2 separate regions of the Mus musculus genome follow, and region 1 is linked to region 2. Evidence: chromatin loops called from intact Hi-C (ENCODE). Cell type or tissue: left cerebral cortex. All regions are shown on one strand. Links, peaks and the distances in the headings refer to the core of each region. The heading gives the core; the rest is flanking DNA. Region 1 has its middle 93 kb from the start of Vmn2r97. Region 2 holds the start of Vmn2r96 (vomeronasal 2, receptor 96).

Evidence for each region. A loop is a pair of places that touch in the nucleus more often than their neighbours do. Peaks named below come from ENCODE experiments on the same cell type or tissue, not always from the same donor. Only the 100,000 strongest peaks of a DNase experiment are listed, where the experiment ranks them.
Region 1: it touches region 2 in a loop (22-fold over the local background); 15 of 42 quality-filtered maps call a loop at or near these places.

The regions. Positions count from the first base shown.
Region 1 is chr17:18,817,524-18,825,889 of GRCm38, forward strand. It overlaps the pseudogene Vmn2r-ps117. Among named protein-coding and RNA genes, the nearest start is that of Vmn2r97, 93 kb to the right of the region's middle. In left cerebral cortex, for the core only: no CTCF peak of the experiment used is centred there; no DNase peak of the experiment used is centred there.
Region 2 is chr17:18,577,704-18,586,069 of GRCm38, forward strand. Vmn2r96 (vomeronasal 2, receptor 96) reads left to right here and starts at 4,024. Exons shown (of 5, transcript NM_001104547.1): 1 at 4,024-4,308; 2 at 4,640-5,431; 3 at 6,092-6,307. The coding sequence starts at 4,703. In left cerebral cortex, for the core only: no CTCF peak of the experiment used is centred there; no DNase peak of the experiment used is centred there.

The DNA of each region.
Region 1 (8,366 bases), core at 145-8,144, 240 kb after region 2:
TCCAAAATCTTATTAATCAACTACAGAATATTTAGTAAATCACGTTTTGCGCACAAAATTATTCAGGGAAAAAGCTTGGACATAACAGCAAACAATGTCTCAGTAAGGCAGGAGGTGCAATAAATTTTAATGCTTCTGGCTCCACTGAGAACAGAAATCCAACTGGATATCCACCTGGCATGAAAGGGTACAGGTGGCAGAAAGAGTGCCAGACTAGCTTTCATAAAAATGTAACTGCCTTATTTGGTGCTACTGTAATCCCTAATAATATATGAATCTTATCAAGGCAGGGAAACTTTGAGGAACCTACCTCATGCCGCTTAAACAATATTGGAATTCTACAACCTCAGGCAACCAATCCATTTGACAATGGATACCTCTCTAACAGCTGCATCAAGCAAACCTTGGCAGTACAAGACTCAACCTCCACAGAAATATTTATATTCTGACTCCTTCTCAAACAGGTTACCTCAATCATTAAGAACTTAAAATGATTTTACTCACACAAGAAAACTTTACATAACCAATGGAGTCTATGACAGTAGTTTTCAGCTTTTAAATACTAAGAACAAACCACTTTTAAAAAGTGTCCAGTTTTTAATAGTTATTTTAACATTTTAGCCCAAACTTTCAGAACTACAAATCTTGCTTCAATTTAGAGGTTGCCTTTTCTCTATTGGACATTTTCAAGTTCCCAGTATGTTTTCTGGTCCAAGGCATGGAGCTGAGGATCAATTTAATTCAATAACAAAATATTTTTGATGTTTTTAGGAAGGTAAATTAGAAAAATCTTACAACATAATGAAATCACCTCTGCACTCAGAAACACTGCTCCTGACAAAGTTTAATACAATTCTTAATCAAGATCACTGTGTATTCCCTTGGTATCTTTGAGGCTCAGCCATCCCAGAATAAGATTTATCTGGGAGAAACCACATTGAAGAAACCTGACTCTGCTTTCAGAAATTATCAAATAGCAATACTTTTGTGCTGTTAGTAGAAATGTGCCACAGAGATTCAGGTATGTGAATGCCTGGGTCACACTGAGTGGTCTTCTAGGAGTAGCTGTGGCCTTTGTAGAGTTGCTGTGTTCCTATAAAATGGTGATTTAGAACTCTAAGAAGTTCAGTTTTGTCTAGGGCCTTCACTTCTGCTGCTTGATGATAAAAATGTATAACTCACAGCTTCTTGTCGAAGACCATTTCTGTCTGCACATTGCAATGCTTCCCACCAGGATTAAATGGACAAGATCTCTGAAAGTGTAAGTTGTCCTTCATAAGACATATTATGGTTGTTGTGAGTCTTCACATCCACCAAACACAAAGACGACAAAAGTTGATGTTAGAAAAAGGGTTCTTATTTTGAAGGGCTTTTTTTTTGTTGTTTGTTTGTTTTCTGTTTTTTGATTTCTGGTTAAATACTTATTCATTTGTTTAGTTACTTTCTTATTTATTCTTGAGGAAGATTGACTTTGGCCCTTTTTTAAAGGAAAACAATGAAATACTTTAAGTTATGCTTAATGAGACAACCAATGAAGTATGTGCAAAAAAAAAATGTTGCTGAGTGTAATTTGACTTCTGAATGGTTGAGTCAAGTAGACAAAAGGATTTGAGAATTAGTGTTTTTCTTTAGATATATTGGAAAAGAATGATGCTTCATTTTGACTTTCAGAAAGTGACCCTGAAGTTAAAGAATAGGGTTACTGATCAATTCCACTGGAAAAGAAAATCTCAACACAGCCTTTTATTGTATTGTCATGTGGTCATTTATATTCAAGCATATGAAGATACATAGAGAAATGTACAAATCTAAATAACAAAAATTCACAATATACAGACTGTGGAGAAATTGTACTAATAATACTAAAAACTGCCATTGACCTAATTCCTTTGTTCAAACACATACACATATCAAAAGAAAGAATAATGCAAAATGAAAAAAAGGGGGGTGGTGGTAGTGAAAATATCTTGGCAAAATTCTTCCCAACTATGCTTCATATTTGTGAGAAGTAGTTTAAGGCCACCAATCTTGTCTACAGACAGAGTTTCAGGATATACTAATTCAGAAAGTAAAAGAAAACCACAGAATAGAAAATTGGTAAAGATTTACTTTTCCAAGGGAGACATGTTATTTTTCTTGAAAGTAACATAACTTAGCAGGATCAGCCATGTGGTTCTGGCATTAACAGTTAAGCATTGAAAAAAGGTATTCTGGCATCTTTCTCTGTGACTAAGGGCATTTGTTAAGGTCAGTATTATAACAGGGATGTCTGTGTCAGGAGACATAGAAGATCCATTTTGTCAAACTCCAAAGGAGATGCCTGAATGTTGAAGATGACAGAGCTGTGGTATAACTGCCCACAGGCACTGATAACTTGGATTGGAAAAAGCCCAAGAGAAAGAAGTATTTTGAATTTAATAGAGATGAAAGTAATTGTACATGTAAAGATAAATTATAATCAGACATGGACTTGTAGTGTTTGGAGTTTGCTCAGCTTGTATTTGATCTTGCTTTGGTACATTATTTTCTGACTGTCTTTTTTTTTCTCAAATTTAAATGATATTGTGTTCCATTATAAGTTGGAAGTATGTGTTATACATATTTATTTATATTTTTCATGGGATTATATTGCATTTTTTACATAAATTTCAGAAGAAACTTTGAACTTTGGACTTCAAACAAACCCGAGGCTCTTTTAGATTATGGAAATTAAAGTGGACTTAATTAATTTTGTACTAGTTTATGGCTATAACACTATCATCGTCAAGAAGTAGAATGTACTGGATTGTACAGGAATGGCTACATAGACTATTCTGTTTAGATGTTTCACCATGCATTGTGGCACTATTAGGATATGTTTCCTTAGAGTAGGCATGGACTTGTGAAAGAAAGTGTGTCAATTTGTTGGTGGAGTTACACTTCTAAGAAGAACAAGTCTAGTCAGAGTGCTCAAGTTTCTAGTTTTGGTGCCTGTGGATTAAGGATGTAAAACTGTCAGATGAATTTTAAAGACCATTTCTGCAGGAATAAAACCATGGTTTCCACCATGACAATAATAGACTAAAACTATAAAATTGTAAGCTTGTTGTGTCCGGACAGCAGACCACAACCTGGGTTCTAGCCTGGAAAGGCATTTTGGAAACCTGGAAGAGAAGAGGGGCCAGGTTGCCAGATAAAGAAATGTAGTTAAGACAGTCATTCTGATCAAAGCTCAATTTTTACTGTTGCAACACTCAGTTATAAAAGAAGAGGGAGGGGACCCGATTCCCGCCGAATAATCTCGGAGTCCAGTAGTAGGATGAGCACATGGTGGCACCAACAATAAAGTGGCACGGTCCAGCAGTGGGCGTGACAGAACGAATGAGCAGGAAGCTCCACCCCTGAGCAAGCAGGTTTCATGCTGGGGGAGAGGAGACTACATAAGCTAGCTCCAGTTAAATATCTTCCTTTATGAGAATAGTCATGCTCATTGTTTCTCCTCACAGCAATAAATTCCTAACTAAGAATTCTCACTTAGTTAGGGTTCAGAGTTCATGCTGACTTCCATTTTCCTTACTACTGTTTTGATTCACTTGAACATCAACAGATCATTGCATGTTATTATATTTAGGGTGAGATCCTTAATATAACTTCACTCCTGTCTTGAGAATTCATTTTTTCCATGAGGTTATTGTTTATCTCTGGTTTTTAGTTTCTCTCCACATCTTTTGACCTAAATTTTTAGCACTGGAGGATCAGAAAAAATTATATAATGAAAACTTAATGGCTTTGTTTTCCGTGATCCACTTGACAGATATATTAAGTAATATTCTTCTGTATGTGTGGATTTGGAGCCTTTCAGAGTAAAAGATATTTTCATCAAAACATATAATTAAACAGATAAAGAGATGTTTCAGAGAGTAGCAAACACCAATTGTGATGAACTGAGTTCATACCTACCAAAATAATATGAGTACATGCCTGTAATCCAGTGAAAATAAAGAGTGTAGGGGAGTGAATCAAGAGAATCTCTACAGGTTTCCTATGAAGAGATCTAGGCATATGTGTTAAGAAAATTAAGAAATCCAGCAGGCAAATATGCTAGAACTAGACATTATTCCCAGTAGTCTAGAATAAGAGACTAGTGGGTATTTCTGAGTTCAAGATCAGTGTGATTTGCACTACAAATTAGAGTCAAGTTGTAGACACTGTGTTAATGAATAAACCAAGGAAGAAATTAAATATTAAATGAGCGAAATGCATAAGTGCATTTATCTATCTATCTATCTATCTATCTATCTATCTATCTACACACACACACATATACATATATATATTTCATATACTATAAGTAAGGTGAATATGAATAAAACTGTGGTTGTTTAACTTGAATGTATTCTTTCTGAACTTCATACAAATGTACATTCTAAGAGACATGCGTGCATGCAGTCACACATAAAACATCATAACTAGAATGATAAAAATATAAAGGGAATGTACTGTACAATTTAATGACATCTATTCACATATAGAAGCAGGCTTTCTTTTGTTTCTTTAAGACATTAGTAAATACATGCTGCAATACTAAAAAATTTATATCAGAGAAATAGATTCCATGGTCACATGCCATGAAGTGAACTTGAGAATATTATTTAATTAAGATAATGTTTTTAAAAACTTGTTGGGTTGGTAATAAAATAGTGGGTTTTCATATGTGAAGACCCCAGAGATTCACAGATCTACATTCCAGTAGATGTGATAGTTTGGGGAAAATGATTCCTGATTTATAAACAAAATGTGTAAAGTATCAATCTATGAAATACAAATAATATATGCTTTAAGGATCAATAAATAATGAGTAGTAAAGGTAAAGGAGCTTGCTTAAACCTAACATATTTATCTAATTCAGTTCATCTGTTCATGGGAAGGCAATTAAATTACATATTTTATAAATTCCAAACTAAAGTATATAATTTACTGTACTAAATATGTAGATGTGTATGATAAAGTTGATCATTATCTTATCATTTTTATGCTACTTAAACAGATATAACTTTAAGAACTACCAGTATATTCTCGCTCTGCAATTTGCCATTGAGGAGATCAATGCGAATCCCAATCTTTTACCCAACATATCTCTTGGTTTTGATTTCTACAATGTCAGATACATTGGGAAGTATATTCATAGTAATACTTTCAATTGGCTCACAGCTCTTGGTGACGGAAATCATATACCTAATTACAATTGTAAAAAGAGAAATTTCACTGCTGCACTCACAGGAACATCATGGATAACCTCTGCCCAAATTGGGACATTGCTTCAACTCTTTAAATTTCCACAGGTGAGAAAATTTGGATTTTGGGAACTGAGAGTCAGTTCTCTTTGTTCATGTTATTGGTGTCTTTAAATTGAAAGAATGGTTGATCAATTATCCAAACATCAAAGCAATACTCAGAACATGGAGGTCAATCCAGGTTTCTCTTGCTTTTAAGAGAATGATTTATGTAGTAAATGAAGTCAGATAAGTCCCTGAAACTTAGAGGCCTAAAAAAAAATTCAGTTAAATGTAGTATTTGTAATGTCCCTTTAAAATATTCTCCTGACTTCTATTCTTTCAGGAATAAAACTTATTTAGATGTTAATATTCTTTTTCTTCTTTCCAATTTGCTTCAGATTAGTTTTGGACCTTATGATCTTCTCCTGAGTGACCATGGTCAGTATCCTTATATCTACCAGATGGCCCCCAAAGACACATCTCTTTCACTTGCCATTGTTTCATTGATGGTTCATTTTAGGTGGTCATGGGTTGGTCTCATCCTTCCCGATGACCACAAAGGAAATAAAATTCTATCAGATTTTAGGGAAGAGATGGAGAGCAATGGCATCTGCCTAGCTTTTGTAAAAATGACCTCAGAAACATGGACTTCATATGTTGCCAAATTCTGGGAAAATATGGATGAGACTAATGTAACAATTATTTATGGTGAGATTGATTCGCTGGAAGGTATAATGAGGAATATTGAGCAAAGGTTATTGACATGGAATGTATGGATCATGAACATTGAACATCATGTTATTGACAGAGCAGATTATTTCATGTTAGACTCATTCCATGGGAGCCTCATTTTTAAGCACAATTATAGAGAGAATTTTGAATTTAAAAATTTTATTCAAACAGTTAATCCCAATAAATACCCAGAAGACATTTATCTTCCTAAGCTGTGGTATTTGTTCTTCAAGTGCTCATTTTCTGACACTAATTGTCATGTGTTGGAAACCTGTCAAACCAATGCTTCTTTGGATGTATTCCCTCGTCACATATTTGATGTGGCCATGAATGCAGAGAGCACAATTATTTACAATGGTGTGTATGCTGTGGCTTACAGCCTCCATGAGATGAGACTTCAGCAACTTCAAATGCAACCATATGAAAATCACCATGGGATGGTGTTCTTTCCATGGCAGGTAATTACCTTTCTACTGTGTTTTATTGTCAGCACTCTGGCGTAAGTGATTTGCAAGACAACTAACTTAGGCAAAGTAAAATTCAGTTATTTTCTCCACAATCAAAAACTGTTTGTGTTTCTAATCTTAGATAGAAGTCAGGATAGTTTCAAATGTATGATGTTTTGAAATCATGGGCAAGGTACCAGGAGCAGATATGCTTTGTGAAAACCAAGTTCTTTTCATCAACATCTAGCTTTTCACCCTTCTTACGGTAATAGAGGCAATTAATGTACTCATTGCTTTATATATTTGCTACAAAAGAAATTATAAGAGGGACACTTATGTGAAACAATGATGGTTTGTTTATATAGAAATGACGCCTTTTAATTATTTCTTGACATCAGTATCCTCATTTTGGACACTGTAGCTCTTACATATTCTAAATGCAAATGAATATTGCAAAATTTCAAAATAGTTCATCTTTTCATAGATCAGTTGTCATTGATTGCTTACTTGAACTTGGTTCTAAGTTTTCATATGAAGACCAATAATAAAGGTATTCTGTACAGTCAGGTTTTCACTAAGTCATCATTAATGGAATCTTCATTAATGTTGATGTTCACAACAGAATTTAACCCTTATGAACAATGAAATATAAAATTATGTTTCTCTTTAAGCTTAACACTTTCCTGAAGGATATTGAGGTGAAAGACAAAAGGAGTTTAGATTGGAGACAGACAATAGATACAGAGTATGACATTCTTAACATTTGGAATTTACCAAAGGGTCTTGGATTAAAAGTGAAAATAGGATCCTTTTCTGCAAATGCTCCCCAGGGTCAACAGTTGTCTTTATCTGAACAGATGATACAATGGCCAGCAATATTTTCAGAGGTGGGTTATGTATTATCTAAATGCTTTGTGCTTATATTATTGAAATAATCGTTTTCTCTTATATAATGATTATTGACTCAAGTTCCATTACACTTGGAGTATCAGTATAAAATATTTTAATGTAATTCTAGTATACTGTCTTTTAATTTTCCTTGATTAAGATCAATGGAAGAATACAGTGTTCAATAAATCCCCCATTGCTAACTCATATGAGGATCATGTTTCCTCTATTTGTCAAAAATGACATATGGGACAGGTGCTAAGAGAAAATTTTCATCTCCAAATTACACATGTGTTAATATACTGGAGGAAAATCTCTTTTGGGGATTAATATCATAAAACACTATTAGAATTATTTTTTATTGTTCATTCAAACACTGTGACCAAAATGACTTATAAGACAGACTATATTTTGTTTTGTGGTTCTAGAAGAATCAGAGTCTGCAGAGGATAGAAGAATAACAACAAATGGTTATAATGGAGAAAGGCTTAGGAAATGGAGAGATAATGTTTTATCCCCAAGTATGAACTGTAAAAAAATTTGTATCCTAGGATTAAGGAAACATTTCCATTTTTCTATTCCCAACTAGTGTCCTGATTTTATCACCAAGTCTCAATCCCCTAAATATTCTATAACTTTCCATATAATGTTACCAAATAGGAAATAAGCATTAAAATGATTTGCACTATATGGAATACTATCCTTTAAAATATCATATAATATCTACATTAGCCATCGTTAATTGTCCTTTGATTCTCAATATGTGCTATCTGATCGAAAGTATAATAATAATTTGAAAGACCTTAAAGACCTATGTGAGGGTGCAGGGCATTATATTTGAATATGCATGGCTTTCATAGGAAAGAGTGCACAAATGATATATCATCCTTTGAATGCAGGATGCAATGAATACTGCAGCTCTCTTCTATCTTCTCTGCAATTGTGACATTCTTACAATAAGTAGTAACAATTAAATTTTTACTAGGATGTTTCATCTTAGCTAAATTTATCTATATATTTCTTCCTACAAACATATGTTTATTTG
Region 2 (8,366 bases), core at 141-8,140:
ATAAATATTCCTATTGGATATGCATGTAAGCATTCTCTGTTGTAAACTCCTGTTTCAATATATTATCTGATTTTATGTGAACATTTATGATGGACGTTTTAACATGTGATCATGTACTTTGAAAGATGTATAACTGCTGAGAACAAAGGAAAGAGTCAAAGGAACTGGGGAGATTAATTAAATTATTTATTTATTTATTTATGTTGTTGGGGGTGGTTTTGTTTTGTATTGTTTTGTTTTGTTTTTTTTTTCTTATTTTTTTTGAAAGAAAAATTCTTAGACAAAGAAGAAAATGAGGTTTTTTTTTTTTTTTTTTTTTTTTCACTTGCCCACTCAGGATCTGTATGTTCTTCCCTAATCTTTAGATAAATTAATCAGAAATGCGTTAGAACCTAGAAATAAACTGTAAAATCACTTTTCAAAATGTCCCTTCTAGTTCTTGAAACATACAACTAGAATACTAAAATTTCAAGCTGTGCAGTTTCTGCTGAGATAGATCAAGGACTCTTTTCTTAACCATTTATAGCCAGGCTACAGATGCCATTCTCCTAAATCTACAGCCTTTTGCCCTCAGAAAGACCAAGAACATTTTTAGGACTTTTAAGAAGTTATCATCAGCATTTCAGCATAGTATGAAATCTAGAATGTCTGGAGACCCTCACACTTAAAGTCATACTTGAGTCCTACCCTGTACATTGTCTACACCGTCTCTAGGTCGTGGGGTCCCATAATCTAAATCCCCTCTTTGAAACAGGAATTTTGAAGAAGATATGTCAACACAGATAAGACTCTCAGCTGAACTTTGCAAACCCCTTGATCATGGAGTGTGTGGTTATGGAGGGTGAGAAATAGGAGTTGATATTGTCTAATGCAATCAGCAGAGGCTGATTTTGGGTACCATCATCACCTGCTTTATACCATGAATCATCAGAACTGAGTTGAAATTGCCTGCTGCCATCAGCAAAACCCATAGTAGGTGCTATCAGAACCTGTTTGTGTTAGTTGAGTACCACCAGTGCCTACAGTAGGGCAGGAGCCATTACTCTATCCTTAATTGCCTGCTGTAACAAGGCAGTTCTCCCAGCAGTTCTATTGGGATTTGTCAGCAACATCCTTAGATCAGGAGCCATCAGATCTGGCTTGTGAGCATTTCATGTATCTATCAGGACAGAACAAATTGATTCTACCAACAGAGAGTTCTTTACAGATGTTATTAAGAATACTCTAAAAGAAGAAAAGTCATTAAGTTTAACGCCAGCCACTTGACTTACATTCTTCAGTTTGTAAAAATGGTCAGTCCTTTGTTTCAAGAAAGGAAACTTTAGATATGAATGCATGGGAGAAAACAGAGTTAGATATTAACAACTGGATTACAGAGAATGGAGGACTAGGTGTGCCCCTTACAGCATTTGGTATTTGGACTGTGCTTAGGAAGTAATTGACAGATGACAAAAAAGCCATATGTGCTCAGGTGTCATTACATTCACCTCCTTGTGAGGAGAATTGATTAATACTGTCTCCATCAGGATCTAAGAACAATGTTTATTCCTTGATATAAAAGTCTACGAAAGTAGCTCAGGACAGGCTAATAAAAAAAAATTAAAATCAACCTATGAAGAGGAAACTGAAAAAATGAAACTACCAAAATATAAAAAAAAATAACTGGCTTACACTGAAGCATTTAAATAGAAATCATTCTATAAGACTCCCTCAAAGATATAAAAAGCAACCAAAGAAGTCTACAGGTTCTGCTGCTGGTGTACTCCAAACTCCACAACAGAGTAAAGTTGTTAAACTGTTTCCCAGAGTGTTTGGAGAATAAGAAACAGAAGAAGGATCTCTTATGGAACCATTGACATTTTAATTGCTTATGACTCCTCATGATTAGTTTAAAATAGCCATAGCCGGCCTAAGTAAAGAACAATTATATATATATATATATATATATATATATATATATATATATATATATATATATATCTGAACTTGGACGAAAAGTTATCTAAGATGTCTGAAAAAAGAGAAAAATATATTAAAATATGAAATGTTTATGGGAATGTGAGGATATTTTGAAGAAAAACCTCAGAAAAAGTGACAAAAGAAGTTCTAGTAAAAAATGCAGCTGCAGATCCAGAAGCATGGAGATGGGTGCCTAGTAGAGATACCATGTTTTCAAAAGGCTTGATAATATATTGAAGAAACCAAAAATATACTGAGGACAACCCTTGTTCAACTGATAGAGGCTCTGAAGCAAAAGATATTGTTTTAAAAGATATGTCCTTTGAAAATGCTACACCCACTTGATAAACTCTGCTAAAGACAATTTAAAAGTCTGAAATTTGTTGAAAGCATTTGCTGTGATTTCTACTTCATATTTTCAAGGTATAATTATTATAAAACCTCATGAGGCCAGAACACTGTCCAAAATCTTATTAATCAACTACAGAATATTTAGTAAATCAGGTTTTGCGCACAAAATTATTCAGGGAAAAAGCTTGGACATAACAGCAAACAATGTCTCAGTAAGGCAGGAGGTCCCATAAATTTTAATGCTTCTGGCTCCACTGAGAACAGAAATCCAACTGGATATCCACCTGGCATGAAAGGGTACCAGTGGCAGAAAGACTGCCAGACTAGCTTTCATAAAAATGTCACTGCCTTATTTGGTGCTACTGTAATCCCTAATAATATATGAATCTTATCAAGGCAGGGAAACTGTGAGGAATAAAGAAAACTTAATGACATTTTTTTCCATGATACACTTTGACAGATATATTAAGTAATATTTTTCTGTATGTGTAGATTTGGAGCCTTTCAGAGTAAAAGATGTTTTCATCAAAACATATAATTAAACAGATAAAGAGATGTTTCAGACAGTAGCAAACACCAATTGTGAACTGATTTCATACCTACCAAAAGAATATGAGTACATTCCTGTAATCCAGTGATAATAAAGAGTTTAGGGGAGTGAATCAAGAGAATCTCTACAGGTTTCCTATGAAGAGATCTTGGCATATGTGTTAAGAAAATTAAGAAATCCAGCAGGCAAATATGCTAGAACAAAACTTTATTCCCAGTAGTCTAGAATAAGAGACTGGTGGGTACTTCTGCGTTCAAGATCAGTGTGATTTGCACAACAAATTAGAGTCAAGTTGTAGACACTGTGTTAATGAATAAACCAAGAAAGAAATTAAATATTAAAAGAGTGAAATGAATAAGTGCATTTATATATATATATATATATATATATATATATATATATATATACATACATACACATATATACACATATATATATATATTTCATATACTATAAGTAAGGTGAATATGAATAAAACTGTGGTTGTTTAACTTGAATGTATTCTTTCTGAACTTCATACAACTGTACATTCTAAGAGACATGCGTGCATGCAGTCACACATAAAACATCATAACTAGAATGATAAAAATATAAAGGGAATGTACTATACAATTTAATGACATCTATTCACATATAGAAGCAGGCTTTTTTTTTGTTTCTTTAAGACATTAGTAAATATATGCTGCAATACTAAAAAATTTATATCAGAGAAATAGATTCCATGGTCACATGCCATGAAGTGAACTTGAGAATATTATTTAATTAAGATAATGTTTTTAAAAATTTGTTGGGTTGGTAATAAAATAGTGTGTTTTCATAAGTGAAGACCCCAGAGATTCACAGATCTACATTCCAGTAGATGTGATATTTTGGGGAAAATGATTCCTGATTAATAAACAAAATGTGTAAAGAATCAACCTATGAAATATGAATAATATATGCCTTAAGGGTCAATAAATAATGAGTAGTAAAGGTAAAGGAGCCTGCTTAAGCCTAATGTATTTACCTAATCCAGTTCATCTGTTCATGATAAGGCAATTAAATTACATATTTTATAGATTCCAAACTAAAGTATATAATTTACTGTATTAAATATGTAGATGTGTATGATAAAGCTGATCATTATCTTAACGTTTTTATGCTACTTAAACAGATATAACTTTAAGAACTACCAGTATATTCTCGCTCTGCAATTTGCCATTGAGGAGATCAATGCGAATACCAATCTTTTACCCAACATATCTCTTGGTTTTGATTTCTACAATGTCAGACACATTGGGAAGTTCATTCATAGTAATACTTTCAATTGGCTCACAGCTCTTGGTGACGGAAATCATATACCTAATTACAATTGTAAAAAGAGAAATTTCACTGCTGCACTCACAGGAACATCATGGATAACATCTGCCCAAATTGGGACATTGCTTCAACTCTTTAAATTTCCACAGGTGAGAAAATTTGGATTTGGGGAACTGAGAGTCAGTTCTCTTTGTTCATGTTATTGGTGTCTTTAAAGTGAAAGAATGGTTGATCAATTATCTAAACCTCAAAGCAATACTCAGAACATGGAGTTCAATCCAGGTTTCTCTTGCTTTTAAGAGAATTATTTACGTAGTAAATGAAGCCAGGTGAGTCTTGAAACTTAGAGGCCTAACAAAAATTTCTGTTAAATGTAGTATCTGTAATGTCTGTTTCAAATATTCTCCTGTCTTCTATTCCTTCAGGAATAAAATTTAGTTAGATGTTAATATTCTTTTTCTTCTTTCCAATTTGCTTCAGATTAGTTTTGGACCTTTTGATCTTCTCCTGAGTGACCATGGTCAGTATCCTTCTCTCTACCAGATGGCCCCCAAAGACACATCTCTTTCACTTGCCATTGTTTCATTGATGGTTCATTTTAGGTGGACATGGGTTGGTCTCATCCTTCCCAATGACCACAAAGGAAATAAAATTCTATCAGATTTTAGGGAGGAGATGGAGAGAAATGGCATCTGCCTAGCTTTTGTAAAAATGACCCCAGAAACATGGACTTCATATGTTGCCAAATTCTGGGAAAATATGGATGAGACTAATGTAACAATTATTTATGGTGAGATTGATTCACTGGAAGGTATAATGAGGAATATTGAGCAAAGGTTATTGACATGGAATGTGTGGATCATGAACATTGAACATCATGTTATTGACAGAGCAGATTATTTCATGTTAGACTCATTCCATGGGAGCCTCATTTTTAAGCACAATTATAGAGAGAATATTGAATTTACCAAATTTATTCAAACAGTTAATCCCAATAAATACCCAGAAGACATTTATCTTCCTAAGCTGTGGTATTTGTTTTTCAAGTGTTCATTTTCTGACACTAATTGTCATGTGTTGGAAAACTGTCAAACCAATGCTACCTTGGATATATTCCCTCGTCACATATTTGATATGGTCATGAATGCAGAGAGCACAATTATTTACAATGGTGTGTATGCTGTGGCTTACAGCCTCCATGAGATGAGACTTCAGCTACTTCAAATGCAACCATATGAAAATCACCATGGGATGGTGTTCTTTCCATGGCAGGTAATAACCTTTCTACTATATTTTATTGTCAGCATTCTGGCATAAGAGATTTGCAAGACAACTAACTTAGGCAATCTAAAATTCAGTTATCTTCTCCACAATCAAGAACTGGTTGTGTTTCTAATCTTAGATAGAAGTCAGGATAGTTTCAAATGTATGATGTTTTGAAATCATGGGCACGGTACCAGGAGCAAATATGCTGTGTGAAAATCAAGTTCTTTTCATCAACATCTAGCTTTTCAGCCTTCGTATGGTAGTAGAGGCAATTAATGTACTCATTGCTGTATATATTTGCTACAAAAGAAATTATAAGAGGGACACTTATGTGAAACAATGATGGTTTGTTTATATAGAAATGATGCCTTTTAATTATTTCTTGACATCAGTATCCTCATTTTGGACACTGTAGCTCTGAACATATTCTAAATTCAAATGAATATTGCTAGGTTTCAAAAAAGTTCATCTTTTCATAGATCAGTTGTCATTGATTGCTTACTTGAACTTGGTTCTAAGTTTTCACTTGAAGACCAATAATAAAGCTGTTCTGTACAGTCAGGTTTTCACTAAGTCATCATTAGTGGAATCTTCATTAATGTTGATGTGCACAACAGAATTTAACCTTTATGAACAATGAAATATAAAATTATGTTTCTCTTTAAGCTTAACACTTTCCTGAAGAATATTGTGGTGAAAGACAAAAGGAGTTTAGATTGGAGACAGACAATAGATGCAGAGTATGACATTCTTAACATTTGGAATTTGCCAAAGGGTCTTGGATTAAAAGTGAAAATAGGATCCTTTTCTGCAAATGCTCCCCTGGGACAACAGTTGTCTTTATCTGAACAGATGATACAATGGCCAGCAATGTTTTCAGAGGTGGGTTATGTTTTACCTAAATGCTTTGTGCTTATATTATTGAAACAATTATGTTCTCTGATATAATGATAATTGACTCAAGTTCCATTACACTTGGAGTATCAGTATAAAATATTTTAATGTAATTCTAGTATACTGTCTTTTAATTTTCCTTGATTAAGATCAATGGAAGAGTACAGTGTTCAATGAATCCCCCATTACTCACTCATATGAGGATTATGTTTCCTCTATTTGTCAAAAATGTCATATGGGACAGGTGCTAAGAGAAAATTTTTATCTCCAAATTACATGTGTTAATGTACTGGAGGAAAATATCTTTTGGGGATTAATATCATAAAACACTATTAGAATTATTTTTTATTGTTCATTCAAACACTGTGACCAAAGTGACTTTTATAAGACAGACTATTTTTTGTTCTATGGTTCTAGAAGAATCAGAGTCTGCAGAGGATAGAAGAATAACAACAAATGGTTATAATGGAGAAAGGCTTAGGAAATGGAGAAATAATGTTTTATCCCCAAGTATGAACTGTAAAAAATATTTTATCCTAGAATTAAGGAAACATTTCCATTTTTCTATTCCCAACTAGTGTCCTGATTTTATCACCATGTCTCAATCCCCTAAATATTCTATAACTTTCCATATAATGTTACCAAATAGGAAATAAGCATTAAAATGATTTGTACTATATGGAATACTATCCTTTAAAATATCATGTAATGTCTACATTAGCCTTCCTTAATTGTCCTTTGATTCTCAATATGTGCTATCTGATCGAAAGTATAATAATAATTTGGAAGACCTTACAGACCTATGTGAGAGTGCAGGGCATTATATTTGAATATGCATTGTTTTCATAGGAAAGAGTGTACAAATGATATATCATCCTCTGAATGCAGGATGCAATGAATACTGCAGCTCTCTTCTATCTTCTCTGCAATTGTGACATTCTTACAATAAGTAGTGACAATTAAATTTTTACTATTATGTTTCATCTTAGCTAAATTTATCTATATATTTCTTCCTACAAATATATGTTTATTTGCTTCCATAATAATTTTAAATCCTCTCAAATTGACATTCATTATTCACAACAATGGCGGAAGCTGAGAAGCTCAACACTGTTGTCAGAAAGTACAAAATTAGTTTTAGGCTAGATAGACCCCATGGATTCCAATATCATACTCCTAGTCACTAATGTTTCACAATATGTCCTTAATTCATTAAGATCCCAATTTTTTTAGTACTGTGATAATTGTCAGATCAAAATTCAAACACTTTTATCTTCTCTGGGGCATTATCTTTAAAAATTTTAAATTCCTTTTAAAAATTTATATTGGTTATTTTATATATTTACATTTCAAATGTTATCCCCCTTCACTGTTTCTCATTTGTAAACTCCATTTCACATCCCCCATCCCCAGATTTTATGAAGGTGTTCCTCCTACACCCATACTCCTGCATCATCGCCCTAGTGATGTCATTCTGCTCTGAAGGCTGGGCATCAAGCCTTGAAAGGACCAAGGCACTCTCTTCCTACTGATGCTAGATATGGTCATAGTCTCTTACATATACTGCTGGAGCCGAGGATTCCTATATGCATATTCTTTGGTTGGTTTATTAGTACCTGAGGGCTCTGGGGATTCTTTATTATTGCTATTGTTGTTTTACCTTTGGGGTTGCAAACCCTTTCAGATCTTCAGTCCTTAACTACCACATTGGGGTCCCTATACTCAGTCAGATGGTTGACTGCAATCATCCTCATCTATATTGGTAAGGCACTGGCAGAGACTGTCAGGAGACAGCTACATCTGACTCTGTCTGCAAGCATTTCTTGGCATTAACAATAGTGTCTTCTTTGGTGATTGTATTTCTGATGTATCACCAGGTGGGACAGTCTCTGTTTGACCTTTCTCTCAGTCTCTGCTCAACTCTTTGACTTTGTATTTTATTTAGATAAGACTAAATTTTGGTTCATATTCTTTTAGATGGCTTGGTTCCCCCATCCTTCATACAAGGGCCTTGCCTACACTATGAATATGGCCTCTAAAGTTCTCT